Regions from separate parts of the Homo sapiens genome. Here region 1 is linked to region 2. A link is a contact called in ENCODE Hi-C or POLR2A ChIA-PET data. All regions are on one chromosome and are shown on one strand. Each heading gives the region's core, a stretch centred on a gene start or an enhancer-like site at or near the end of the contact. The rest is flanking DNA. Distances are from core to core; before and after follow the strand shown. Region 1 holds the start of MGP (matrix Gla protein). Region 2 holds the start of RERG (RAS like estrogen regulated growth inhibitor).

Region 1 (6,047 bases), core at 2,493-4,992, 340 kb before region 2:
AAAGAGATTTTTTTTCTTCCCTCAGTCTCATTTGGTCCCTCGGCGCTTCCTGAAGTAGCGATTATAGGCAGCATTGTATCCATAAACCATGGCGTAGCGTTCGCAAAGTCTGTAGTCATCACAGGCTTCCCTATTGAGCTCGTGGACAGGCTTAGAGCGTTCTCGGATCCTAGAAAGTGGAAGAAGAGGCCAAAATTGAGAAGGATAAAGTGGAAAAATACAAAAATGGAAAAGAAGAAGAAAATATTGGAGAGACTTTCTCTCCATGCCCCCCTATATTAAGAGATATTTAAAGAACAGGGAGAGGCTGGGTGCGGTGGCTCAGGCCTGTAATCCCAGCACTTTGGGAGGCTGAGGTGGGTGGATCACTTGAGGTCAGGAGTTCAAGACTAGCCTGGCCAACATGACAAAACCCCGTCTCTACAAAAAATGCAAAAATAGCTGGACATGGTAGCACGTGCCTGTAATCCCAGCTACTTGGGAGGCTGAGGCACGAGATAGTGCCACTATAATCCAGTCTGGGCAACAGAGTGAGACTCTGTCTCAGAAAAACCAACCAACCAACCAAAAAAAAAACCAGGGAGGGAAGGCAGAACAGGAGATTTTTTTTTTTTTTTTAATGAAAATAGAAGTTTTCTTTCTGTCCTCCTTTCTCTCCTCCTTCCTTCTCCTTTCCGGATCTTTCCCCAAATAATTTTCTAATAATTCAGTTGTTTTCTGAATATTGCTTTTAAGTTTTTTGATTTTAAAGATACAATTAGAAATAATGTATATGATGAAAAAGCTGTTTCCCACTCCAATTCAGATCTGTGATCTACACTGGGAAAAATGACCACTCCTCATGAAGTTTTGTTACTGACCTCTCTTGGACTTTAGCTCTCCATCTCTGCTGAGGGGATATGAAGGTATTTGCATTTCTCCTGTTAATGAAGGGATCTTAGAACAGAAAATAAATAAATGCAGTTTTAGCGACACATAGCTGGAAATATTTCCGTGAATATTCCTTGACACAAATATATTTGAAAGTGCCTTAACTTATGCAACTCATATAAACGGAGATTGGCAAAAATTAAAGGAGAGTATAAAGTAGATTTCATTAACTTCCTGATCAAATGAAATCAGTAATCAATCCATGTGTCTTAGAGACTTGTCATATAGGCTTTGTTGGTTTTGAGTTTGGACGATCACTTTGCCTTTCTTAATTTCTGTATTTCTACTTGGTAGATTTTAAATTCCTTTTGAGGAGAAATTCTCTGTCCTGAGGATTTATGAAGCATAACTAGATTGCCGATACATGAACAGTTTAAACACTATAAAAATAATGAATAAATTAAAAATGAGAGTGATGTGCCATTTCCTCCTATGCTCAGTCTTTATAAATCCAGCTATTCAACAGCAATCAGCTGGCTGGGTGTGGTGGCTCATGCCTGTAATCCCGGCACTTTGGGAGGCTGTGGTGGGTGGATCACTTGAGGCCAGGAGTTCGAGACCAGCCTGGACAACATGGTGAAACCCCATCTCTACTAAAAATACAAAAATTAGCCAGGCATGATGTCATGGGCCTGTAATCCCAGCTACTCAGGAGGCTGAGGCATGAGAATTGCCTGAACCTGGGAGGTGGAGGTTGCGGCGAGCCGAGATCACACCACTGCACTCTAGCCTGGGCGACAGAGTGAGACACTGTCTCAAAAAAAAAAACAAGAAAGAAAAACACAAAAAAACCAAAACAGCACTCAGCTTAACGTGGCGCCTGTGGTCTCCCAGCTGACTTGGCGTCCAGCTCTGTGCTTTACCATTTGTCATTACTCCTCGTTTTCCATCTGTGCAGTTGACGTGGTGCCAATTTAAAATTTCCAAATGAGATTTTATGGCTTCTAAATATGTCGCCTGTAGCTTAAATCCCATATTGCACTACTTCAAACTTAAAAAATTGCTCCTTTGGCAATTTTTATAGTCATTAGATTTAAAAATTTACTTTAGTTTTCCAAAAGAGGCCCCCTTTTCCCTCCCTGTTATATATCTTTCCATCTTGTTTATTTAAAAATAAGAAGAGGTTCTTTAATGCAAGGGATTTGAATAAAGAAGTTAAATATTCACTTACTAAGTTCATAAGATTCCATGCTTTCATGTGATTCTGAAATTAAAAAAAAAAGATTCATTATATCAATATTTATCCATGATTCATTATGTTATTATTTATCAATTTAGACACTGTGATAGTTTAAATACAGGGATGGAAGAAGAGGAAAGAGTCTAAAAACATGAAGAATATATTTAGCAGTGTGGTTATTAGAAATTTCAGGAATTTAGGATTTATGAGGTTTTTCTCTAGCTCTGGCCTTGCTGTGGATATCTCTATATTTTAGTTTCTCTGATGTTGAAGGAGGGAGTGGCCATTTTCAGCTAAAATTTCCCAAGGGCTATGACGTCTTCAGACAAGCAAAATAAGACACTTTAAGTGCTGTACAGAAGTCTCCAGAGAACCTTCTTCTCTGATTTATTCAGAGCCTGTTTGAGAACAGGGTCAAAGAGGATTAAGAAGGATCCAGAAGACAGCCAGGTTTCTCCAGGCAAGAGAACTACAGGGCAGTTGCTCTGCTGGGCTTACTAGGGCAGGTTTCTAAGAGGGTTCCGAAAGCCTCTTAAGAACCTGTGTTAAATTGGCAGCCACAGAAACCACTAGCTCCAGCTGACAGCTCACCCTGGGCACGATGCCAGTTCAGAGAGAGAACTGAAACGATATCAAAGCCGAAGTTTTCTTCTTTCTGCCACTCTCCTGAGCACAGCAGATAAATTTTGGAATAAGAAGCTTCTATTAATATTTGCCAGCAAGTGAATTTTCTTCAAAACTTAAAAAGGAGGTGAAGAAATCAAATCCTCTAATACAGAAAATTTGTGAATACAAGAGTGAGAAGCATAATCTTTATGGTTGTTAATGTAATTTAAATTTTAAAACAATGAAAATATCTAGGTAATTGAAACAAAAGACTGAAATAAGTAAATAACTTTGCTTCAGATTTCCTTTTATAAGCTTTGAACAAATGCAGGTATATTTAATGACATATAGAAAACAGGCAAAATTTATTTTCTGACAACAGGAGTTATGAAAATGATTCTTTTCTAAAATTCTTTTGATGTAAAACTTTATTTTAAAATTAATTAACTGAACAAACATAGTAAGTTCATGAGATTGTCCAGTCCCTAGAAAGGGCTATACTTAATACTTCACATAAAAATGGATTTTCTCAAAGGCAAGTGGTTTAAACAATACCCTTAACCCATTGATACCAAAGTCTAAATAAATATCCTTAAAAATGAGGATGCAGGGGGCTGGGAATTTGGTATCTTCTTTCTGAAATATGAGTTTCTAGATATACAGAGACTTACCACTGAACGGGTTTGCCTGTTAAGTTGCATAAGACTCTGGATATTTAGGATATAAAAAAGACTTAATAGAACAGATCAGTTTCTGCGGAGACTGGGAAATGTGAAAGTAATGGTACTTTAAGATTATAACAGAGAAAGGGGGAAGAAGAGGAGGAGGGAGAGGAAAAATAGAAGTAAGCCAAAGTCAGAGGCAGAAAAGTAAACACAGAGAAATGGGAGAAAAGTTTCTCACCATAACACAAAGTTACTACCGCTAAGGCGGCCAGGATGGCAAGAAGGATCAGGCTCTTCATGGTTTCGTCCTGCAGGTCAGTCTCAGGGTCTTGTGTAGCAGCAGTAGGGAGAGAGGCTCCTACGGGATGTTAGTGGAAGGCTGTGAGGTTTTTATAAGAACCAGAGCAGTTGAGAGGGGAGGAACCAGTGGGAGAGAGCTGGAGAAGGTGGGGAAGGGTTGGCACTGAACTAGCATTGGAACTTTTCCCAAACAGTCATTCCTTCCAGATATTATCTACTCTGAGTGGGCAGTTTTCCCTAACTGCTGGACCTGACTGTGTTACACAGGATGCTGCTCTGGTGCAGAAGTTTTGGCCATCGTATGCTTGGGGACAGACCTGGGCAAAAGCCCACAGAGGAAGTTGCCACAAACACATGATCTACCCTCCTGGCCCTGACCGCAGGGCTTTTGGGTTTGGTCCACAGACAGAGCCCTAGTGTTCTGTTTGTTACCCTGATTGATTGATGAGAGGTTTTGGGGGAGAAAGGACTTCACTTTCTTTTCTTTTCTTCTTTTTAACCTTTGCCTCTTCTTCTAGGAGAACTTCGCTTTCTACACTGATTATAATTTAGACATCTTCCCAGTAGGGCTGAATCCTAGACCAATCTATCAATCCCAGACTAATCAGGCATTTGCCTGGGGATATGCATCTTTGGCATTTTTCCAAGGGTTCATCAGGATGGAGATATCCGGTGCACCATGAGTTCTGTTTCCTTAATCAACACCGTTGTAACTTGCCCATCCAGTTTTGTGACATTAATTCAAACCTGTGCCCTAGTCCTCTTTTAGGCAGCGTATCAGTGCTGGAAAGTGCAGCAAGGATAAGAGGGTACTGTTCTCTCATTTCTGAGGGCGTTGTCTCGATAATTAACTAACTTGATAGACTTTTTAGTGAGTGGCAGGTGAGATGCAAGGTACTGTGCTAGGTGCTGTGGGGGATGTACAGACAAACAACACACCTCCCTAAGGAGGTAAGTAATAGCTACTTACTATTCACTTTGCTCTTTCACTGTAATGTATCCTCAAGCACAGGTTTTCACTACACCATCAGGCCCAGAAGTACTAGCTTATTTTCCACAGGAGGATTTCAGTTTGATGCCTCTGGTTATCTTGTATAGAGAGGTCTTTTCTTTCTTTCTTTTTTTCCCCCTTCTTTTGCAATCACAAAATCTGTCCTACCAGATGTGCCTCTCTTGCTTGGGAACCCAATAGTTTTCTTTGCAGACAACAGACTTGAAGTCACAGAGCAGCAGATTGTAGAAGAGCTACAGCTTCGGGACCTCTGACTCTTGAGCTGGAACAGCAATAGGGCTGGGTTGGGGGTGGGGTGGATGTGTCTTTCAATACTGATGTATTTCAAGGAGCAGTGATGAACTAGGTGGAGCCTCATGCTTCATTCTTTTTGTCTTGTTGGGATGGAGTTTCCCTCCCACCCTCCATCCTGTGAAGAGCTTTTATAAATATTAACAGAGTCCCCATTAAAAGAAATAGCTCCTTTGAAATCTGAAAGATTGAGTTCTGAGGGATCAATAAAATTCAAGTTTTCTCTCCAAAACCTAAGAAATAGATTATCTGTGCGAAAATCTTAAAGAAAATCTCAGAAAGAAGACCGTGTATGTTCATCCTTGATAAATTCAACCATCACAATTTCCACTAATGAGACTGGCGGTTGTTCCACTCTTTAAACCACAACCTACTATGAGTGTTAGTTTCAGTGTCCATCTTGGAAGATGAATCATCTGAATCATTACATGATCAATGAATAATTTAAAGTGCGAAAGCCAGTTCACTATATTGCATGACTTTGGGGGGACAAGCTAGCCATAGATAAAAGTTTTATACGTACTTAGCTTAGTAATTAACCACCAATTAATATAACATCAAACAAGTTGAATTCCAATGTTTCACCCTTAAAATGAGTAGTCTACTCTCCCCATCCCCACTCCATCTCCAGAATTAAAGAGAAATCTTCCCATTTTCCTGCTATAAATATGTGCTTTGCAATGTACATTAGCTCTGTCTTTTCCAGCCAAGTCATAGATGTCTCCTTTATCCCCAAGTTCAAATGACAACTATAATCTTTCAACCTCTGACATCACAATTGTTTTTTTATTTTTACACTCCCAGAAACTAAACTTGAAAATCCTACACTTCTCATTTCAACTTAAGGTTCACCTTTTGTTCACCTTAAATCACTGCTTCCACTGGATTCCCTAAACTTAAGCATTTCTCTTTATCGTCTTGGTTTTTGTAAGGCTAACTTTCTTTTGGGAGCTGTGTCTCTTCGGTCCCTCATCTGCCTTTCCTGTCCATTGCTCTCCCATCTATTTCTGGTTCTTCTCTGCAAAATCCCATTTATATATGATATGTAAAAATTATTAACATG
Region 2 (5,904 bases), core at 550-3,049:
TCACAGAAACATAATATGTGGAGATATATTAACTATTTAAATTATAAATGAGAAGAGGTGCTGGCAAGTATTTCTTTGAAACATTGAACACGCAAGTGTCTGCAGCTAGTATAAACAATAATTTTGTTTCATGCAAAACTGTTCATATACATGGATATAAAATGCAAGTAATTATCTGTCTGATTAATGTTTCATGAAAGTAGCCATCAAATGTGATTTTAAAAAAATGACAAGTCACATTTTTTAGTAACTCCCAAATGGCCCCAGAGGCATAGGAATTTCACATAAGAAAGAGAAATTGTGTGGGCTATTTTTTCCATTTATAACCTAATAAAGATACAGCTGGTTATTGTCAACCTAATTTTATGTTTAGAAAAATCACTTAAAGGAAGACACAAAACTGACAGGAGTTCTTCAACATTTTATTTCTCACATGAAAATGTGAAAAGTTACATTTGACAAGATAGAAAACAAAAATAAATATGTAAATTGTTGTAATAAGTAAACTGTTGCCAAGTTTCTGATGTTCCAAATAATTCATAATCTGAGAGCTTCCATACGTGGATCTAAGAAAATCCATTTGTCCTAATGTTCTGCTGAAATATTCTGAGTAGGGCTGAAATTTGCCATTCACTTTTTATGTGGATGGTGCTTATTAGGACAAAAACATCTCAGCTGCTATCACTCTAAAGGTAAAATCATACCTATTTAGTTTGAAGGTGTAGGTTTTTTTTTCCCTAAACATAAATTAAAGGAAAAAGGAAAAACGCTAGCTAAAATCCTGTATTATTAGTGATGCATTCATTGATTTATTCCACACTTTCACGCTATGCACATACAAATAAAAGTAGTTCCCTTCGAAGAGCTTACACTCTGTTAGACCTATGATATTTAGATAACTGTAACCTTATTTACTTACTTATTTAAAGAAAGTTTTCATTCCTAATAAATCATTCTCAAGGCTATATTTATCAAGGTTCATGCTTTCTACTTCCTCTTGGGGGTGGGGCAAGCAAGCGTCTTTATAAGGTAATCATGCTTGGAACTTCTGTTTGCATGCGCTCATCAAAATCAAGTGTAGCTATTTAGGGAAGCAAAGACCCTAGTCTAGGCCTGGAAATGAGATTCTCTTCTTTTTTGGCCTCCCCTTCTCTGGTTCTGAAATCAAGTTTTCCTGGTCTCATTACTAGGAATTCTTCCTCTTCTTATCACTACGCAGTACCCACAGCAAACCAGGATAATTGTATAAGCCCCTTGGCTATTTAATGTTGCTCTGAACTCAACAGGTATCTTGCAAGAATAAACAAATCCATTGTGGACTGCAAGTCACTTGCTTTCAGGCTAGGGAGAAAATGCAGCCTTAAGTCAAAAGGGCATTTTCCCTCTCAGCTAGGAGAGCCCTGTCAAGATAGGCTGCTGGTGTTCACATCTCCCTCGCAGCGAACCCCAAAGCCGCCCTGGGAGGAGAACCCGGTGACCAAGAGGACCGACTCAGAGGCCGAGCGCGCTCAGGGCTCGGAATGGGTCTGCAGGAAGTCGTCCCGAAAGAGCTGCCTGGACACGTGCGTGACACTCACCTGTTCACACTCTCCAGGCCAGGAGAGCTACGGTCCTCTGCAAGTTCGGAATGGGTCCCCCAAGATCGCGAAGCCCTCCCACACTGCGCAGCCCAGGCTTCAGGTTGCGTTTGCGAGTTGCTGGGCTGCGGTCGTGGGTGGGACTCGCCGCAGAAGCAAGTGCCAGTGGCCCGGCGGGGGTCTCCTCACTCGCGCTCGCTCCGACTAGCGGCGGAGGGACTGCGGCAGGACGCGAGCTGAGCCCGGCCAAGGCCGCTGCGCTCAGCGGCCAGGATGCTGCAGTGCGGCGCTTCGGCGCCCCCTACTGGGGGCAGGGGCAGGCTCCTCCCGCCGCGCTGCCTCCCAGGCTTGCGAGCTTGGGTCTTTAACGTGCTGCACCCAAGACGGGCTTCCCTTTTTCACTGGTTATTTCCAAGCCTCCAGGCTCCCACCGAAGGGCGGCTTTCCTCGGTCAAAACCTTGCCTAAGAAAGCATCACTACGTGGTGTTTTCTATTCCTTATTTCAAATGATCCTCGCAATATCTCTTTGAAGTATCTTTAATTATCTCCATGATACCCAAGAGGAAACTGAAGGAGAAGGTAACGCAAGGCTAGTAAATGGCTGGAATGAAATCCAGACTGGATTGGGAACTGAGAGATGCTAGGAAAAACAAACAAGGAATTCAATTGAAATTCTATTCATATATTTGAGAAAGTTCCAAAAGCTTCTCGTCCTCCTTACAGGATCAGCATTTATAGGATTTGCATTGGAGTCATACTCCATTATGCTCAGACCCTAACAAAGACAATTAATATGCGAGCTGTGCTGGACCTGCTTTCATATCCCTCATCTGATTTGATTTTTACACCCTCTCTTCATGTAAGAACTAGTATTATAATTACTAGCCTTTCACAGATGAGGAGGTGAGCTTCAGAGAGGCTAAATGATCTCCCAAAAACTGAAACATCTGAGCAAAGAAGCAGGAGGCACTTATGTTATTGTTTTTCCCTTATAAATCTGGGTATTCTTACCAAGATACCAAACGGCTTCCAGAAAACCAGTGTTATATAGAACAGACAGGGGCCTAGGGCAAACTGAACGATCTGTAGAATGTCATCAATGGGAAGGGAGGTAACCATGGAGGCAATTTCCAGAGTCCAGACTGACCTGGAAGGTCACTGCAGCCACGAGTGAATGGCTGAATGGAACAGCTAGATCTATGGCAAAAAGAGGAGTTGCCTAGCTGAGCAGGAGCTGCCCTGCTGGTTCTTTGAGAAAGCTCAAACATTGTATGGTTTATGAGTTTCCTGATCACTAATGTACCCCTCCCTCCACACCACATACATCTGGATTAGATGCCTCCCTCTGTATCTCACAGGACCCTGTGATCTTATCATTGTGTTTGTGTTGTACTCATTTCTGCCCCTTAGTCCTCTCCATTAATCTGTGAGCTCCCAGAAGCCAGGAATGTACCATGTGTGACTTCTGTATTCCCAGCATCATCCATACAGTGTGTATACCTACAGCCTGGCATATAGTAGGTAGTTAAAGAATACCTACTGAATTGAATGAATTAAGATAAAGAAGAAGTTGTGATAGGATATGTTTGAGCTTTTTTACATACTGGATTTAGGATAGACCATCCAGTAAGAAATTGAATGTATGGGGCTGCGACATTTAAGAAAGAGGCCTGGAAAAGAGAGAGACTTTGGTGTCTTAGCATGCAGAAGATCTTTGAAGTCTGGGATGGGATAATAATTACCCAGATTCATTATATAGAATCTTACAGAATTCCAATTACATGGAATCGTGTGGCATTAAGGTGTTCAGGTTTCACATGTTACCTTGTTTCCCCCATTAAATCTTATACTCAGGGCAAGATTTAATAAAAAAAAAAAAATCTGTGACCCTATATCTGTAAATATACTATTTACAGAGACTTGAGTTGGAATTCCCACTTTGCCACTCTTATTTAATAAGAGTTATTGACCAGCCTGGGCAACATGGGTAGAGACAGCGTCTCTACTAAAAATACAAAAAATTAGCCAGGCGTGGTGGCACGCATCTGTAATCCCAACACTTTGGGAGGCTGAGATGGGCGGATCACCTGAGGTCAGAAGTTCGAGACCAGCCTGGCCAACGTGGTGAAACCCCATCTCTACTAAAAATATAAAAATTAGCCAGGCGTTGTGGAAGGAGCCTGTAATCCCAGCTACTCCAGAGGCTGAGGCAAGAGAATCACTTGAACCCCAGAGGCGGTGGTTGTAACAAGCCAAGATCGTGCCATTGCACTCCAGCCTAGGTGACAAAAAGAGACTCTGTCTCAAGAAAAAAATAATAATAGTAAGTTTTCGAAGAGGGCCCAAGCCAGGTCCCATTTGTAGTAGTTCTTTTGGAACTTGCCTATGGAACCTGATTCTCTCCATTTTCCTGCTTAGCCCATATAACAACAGCATTCCTCCCTCAACTAGGGAGGCATTTGCATACACATCTGCAGTTCTTGATGTGCTGCTCTAAGATAGATGAAGTAGCTATCTTGGAGCCTGACTCCCACTGTGTTACATCTTCCGTATGTATCCTATATTCTGCGGGCTGCTTCCTTTGTCTCTAAAGCAGCAAAAAGAGGCACGCTCTCTTGTGCTGCCTGCCTCATGGATCAGTAAGAAGGGCAGAGGACACTTTGTACTTACGGTTCCATGACATATGTTTGCTGGGCAAGAATTCTCCTGGGGAAAGGGGAAGTCCTTGTCACATTCAAGTCTCTTAGCCTGGCCTTAGGCTTCAGCTAAAACCTCTAACACAAAACAAGTAGACGAAGTGTTGATATAACCACAAAGCATGTTAGAAACTGGAATTGTGTGTGTGTATGTCTGTGTAGCTGTTAATCATGTTTGTTATAAATAATTCAAACAGTAGAAAAATACAAAGATGTAGAAAATCATCCCCAGAATCACACTATCCAGAAATAATAACCATTGTTAACATAAGGGGACCATCATCATTCCAGATATTGTAGAAAACAGACATCCTGATGGACAGGTATGTGAAATGGCACAGATATGCTAAGTGTCATCATCCTGTAGATGCTATTTTTAATTTAAAAGTACACTTAATGAAGCAGAAGATAACAAAATTAAAGTGAACATTAAAGGCTGACCAAACTTTAGATATTTACTCACTTCATGAGATAGTCACTTACTTCATGAGATATTCACCCTAAAGATTCCTTTACAGTTTGAATTATTACATAAAACCAGATCTGAATTCATTATGCTTAAACATATATTTGTTTTAGTCAATATCAACTGACTGTTTGCTATTTAAAAAGAAGAAAATAGCTCTTTTATTATGTCTCTTTTTTTCTTCCCTCCTTCTATATTTTTACACAGGTTTCGTTTGTTCATTGTCAAGATTTGTAACATTCACTTTCCACTTATAACTCTCATTCCCAAAGTGGTTTAAACTTAGTTCTATATTTAAATAGAATAAATTTCTTTCATTGATTCTTTTATCATGTTTTTTCTATTATTGATTATTTTGATTCATCCCTTGATATCTTCATTAAGCAATGTTTTCAAGAAGGTCTTGCAGGTGCTGTATTGTATAATTGAGAATACCTGTTTCTTCCTTTTCTTGTTGTTTTTAAATTTGTTATTAGCCTACTTTTGCTTACAATGACCTTCTCCTCCTTTTTTTTCCTGTGTAGTGTGTTTTTATATTTATTATTGGTTTCTTTTTTAGATCAAGACTCATATTTGCTATGATACAAATTCAGTTAATTGTGCTTGACTTCATTCCTACCTTGTCTGAGGCCTGTTTGTTTTTTCTATAAAGCAATGGTTTGAAGGTGAGCATTGCATTCTGTCTACCATCCCGAGATGAGAAGGTGAGGGCTTCTGAGTCTCTGTGCAGCCTCTGAGAGAGGTTACATGCTCTGCTTTTGTTCTCAGGTTTTACTAAAGACTCTGTCTCAGGATTTAATGCAGGCCATCAGGATCACATACTGTTTCAGAAAGATTCCCTTAAGCCTGAGATTGCACTCTTCATTCATTCTTGGAGCCCTCTACTCTCTCTCCCAAGCCATTTCTACTATGACTACTCACTCTGCCCTCTCCTCCCATCAGAAAAGGGTAAGTGTAGTTGCTCAGTTCATTTCACTCCAAATTTGCAGACATTCTTAACTGGTGAGAAATAATACTTACGATTTGATCACTCATCAGTACTGCTTCTGGAAAGCCAGGACTTTCTATATCATGATCGTTTATTTTCTTTATTTCATTTTGAAGTTACATGGCAAGAAATTATACTCATTTCCTTATTTTGTTGCTACTAATGATTATCTTTTG

Evidence for each region. Hi-C counts contacts between places; a loop is a spot of excess contacts on that map. ChIA-PET counts read pairs that join two places held with the same protein, here RNA polymerase II (POLR2A). Pooled maps may share reads with other maps.
Region 1: a loop to region 2 is called in a map of sigmoid colon, with 2.6 times the contacts of the local background. The contact joins the promoter of MGP here to the promoter of RERG in region 2. A Hi-C loop is called at or near these places in 3 of 168 maps with a recorded cell type or tissue (aorta, ascending aorta and sigmoid colon) and 15 of 50 pooled maps. POLR2A ChIA-PET finds 5 or more read pairs at or near these places in 1 of 52 experiments (H1).

Annotation. Positions count from the first base shown.
Region 1 is chr12:14,882,112-14,888,158 of GRCh38, forward strand. It overlaps MGP (matrix Gla protein), which reads right to left and starts at 3,743. Exons shown (of 4, transcript NM_000900.5): 1 at 3,620-3,743; 2 at 2,102-2,134; 3 at 861-936; 4 at 1-169. The coding sequence starts at 3,680. The coding sequence ends at 28.
Region 2 is chr12:15,219,618-15,225,521 of GRCh38, forward strand. It overlaps RERG (RAS like estrogen regulated growth inhibitor), which reads right to left and starts at 1,800. Exons shown (of 5, transcript NM_032918.3): 1 at 1,578-1,800. LOC124902886 reads left to right here and starts at 1,051. Exons shown (of 1, transcript XM_047429948.1): 1 at 1,051-2,361. The coding sequence starts at 1,628. The coding sequence ends at 1,945.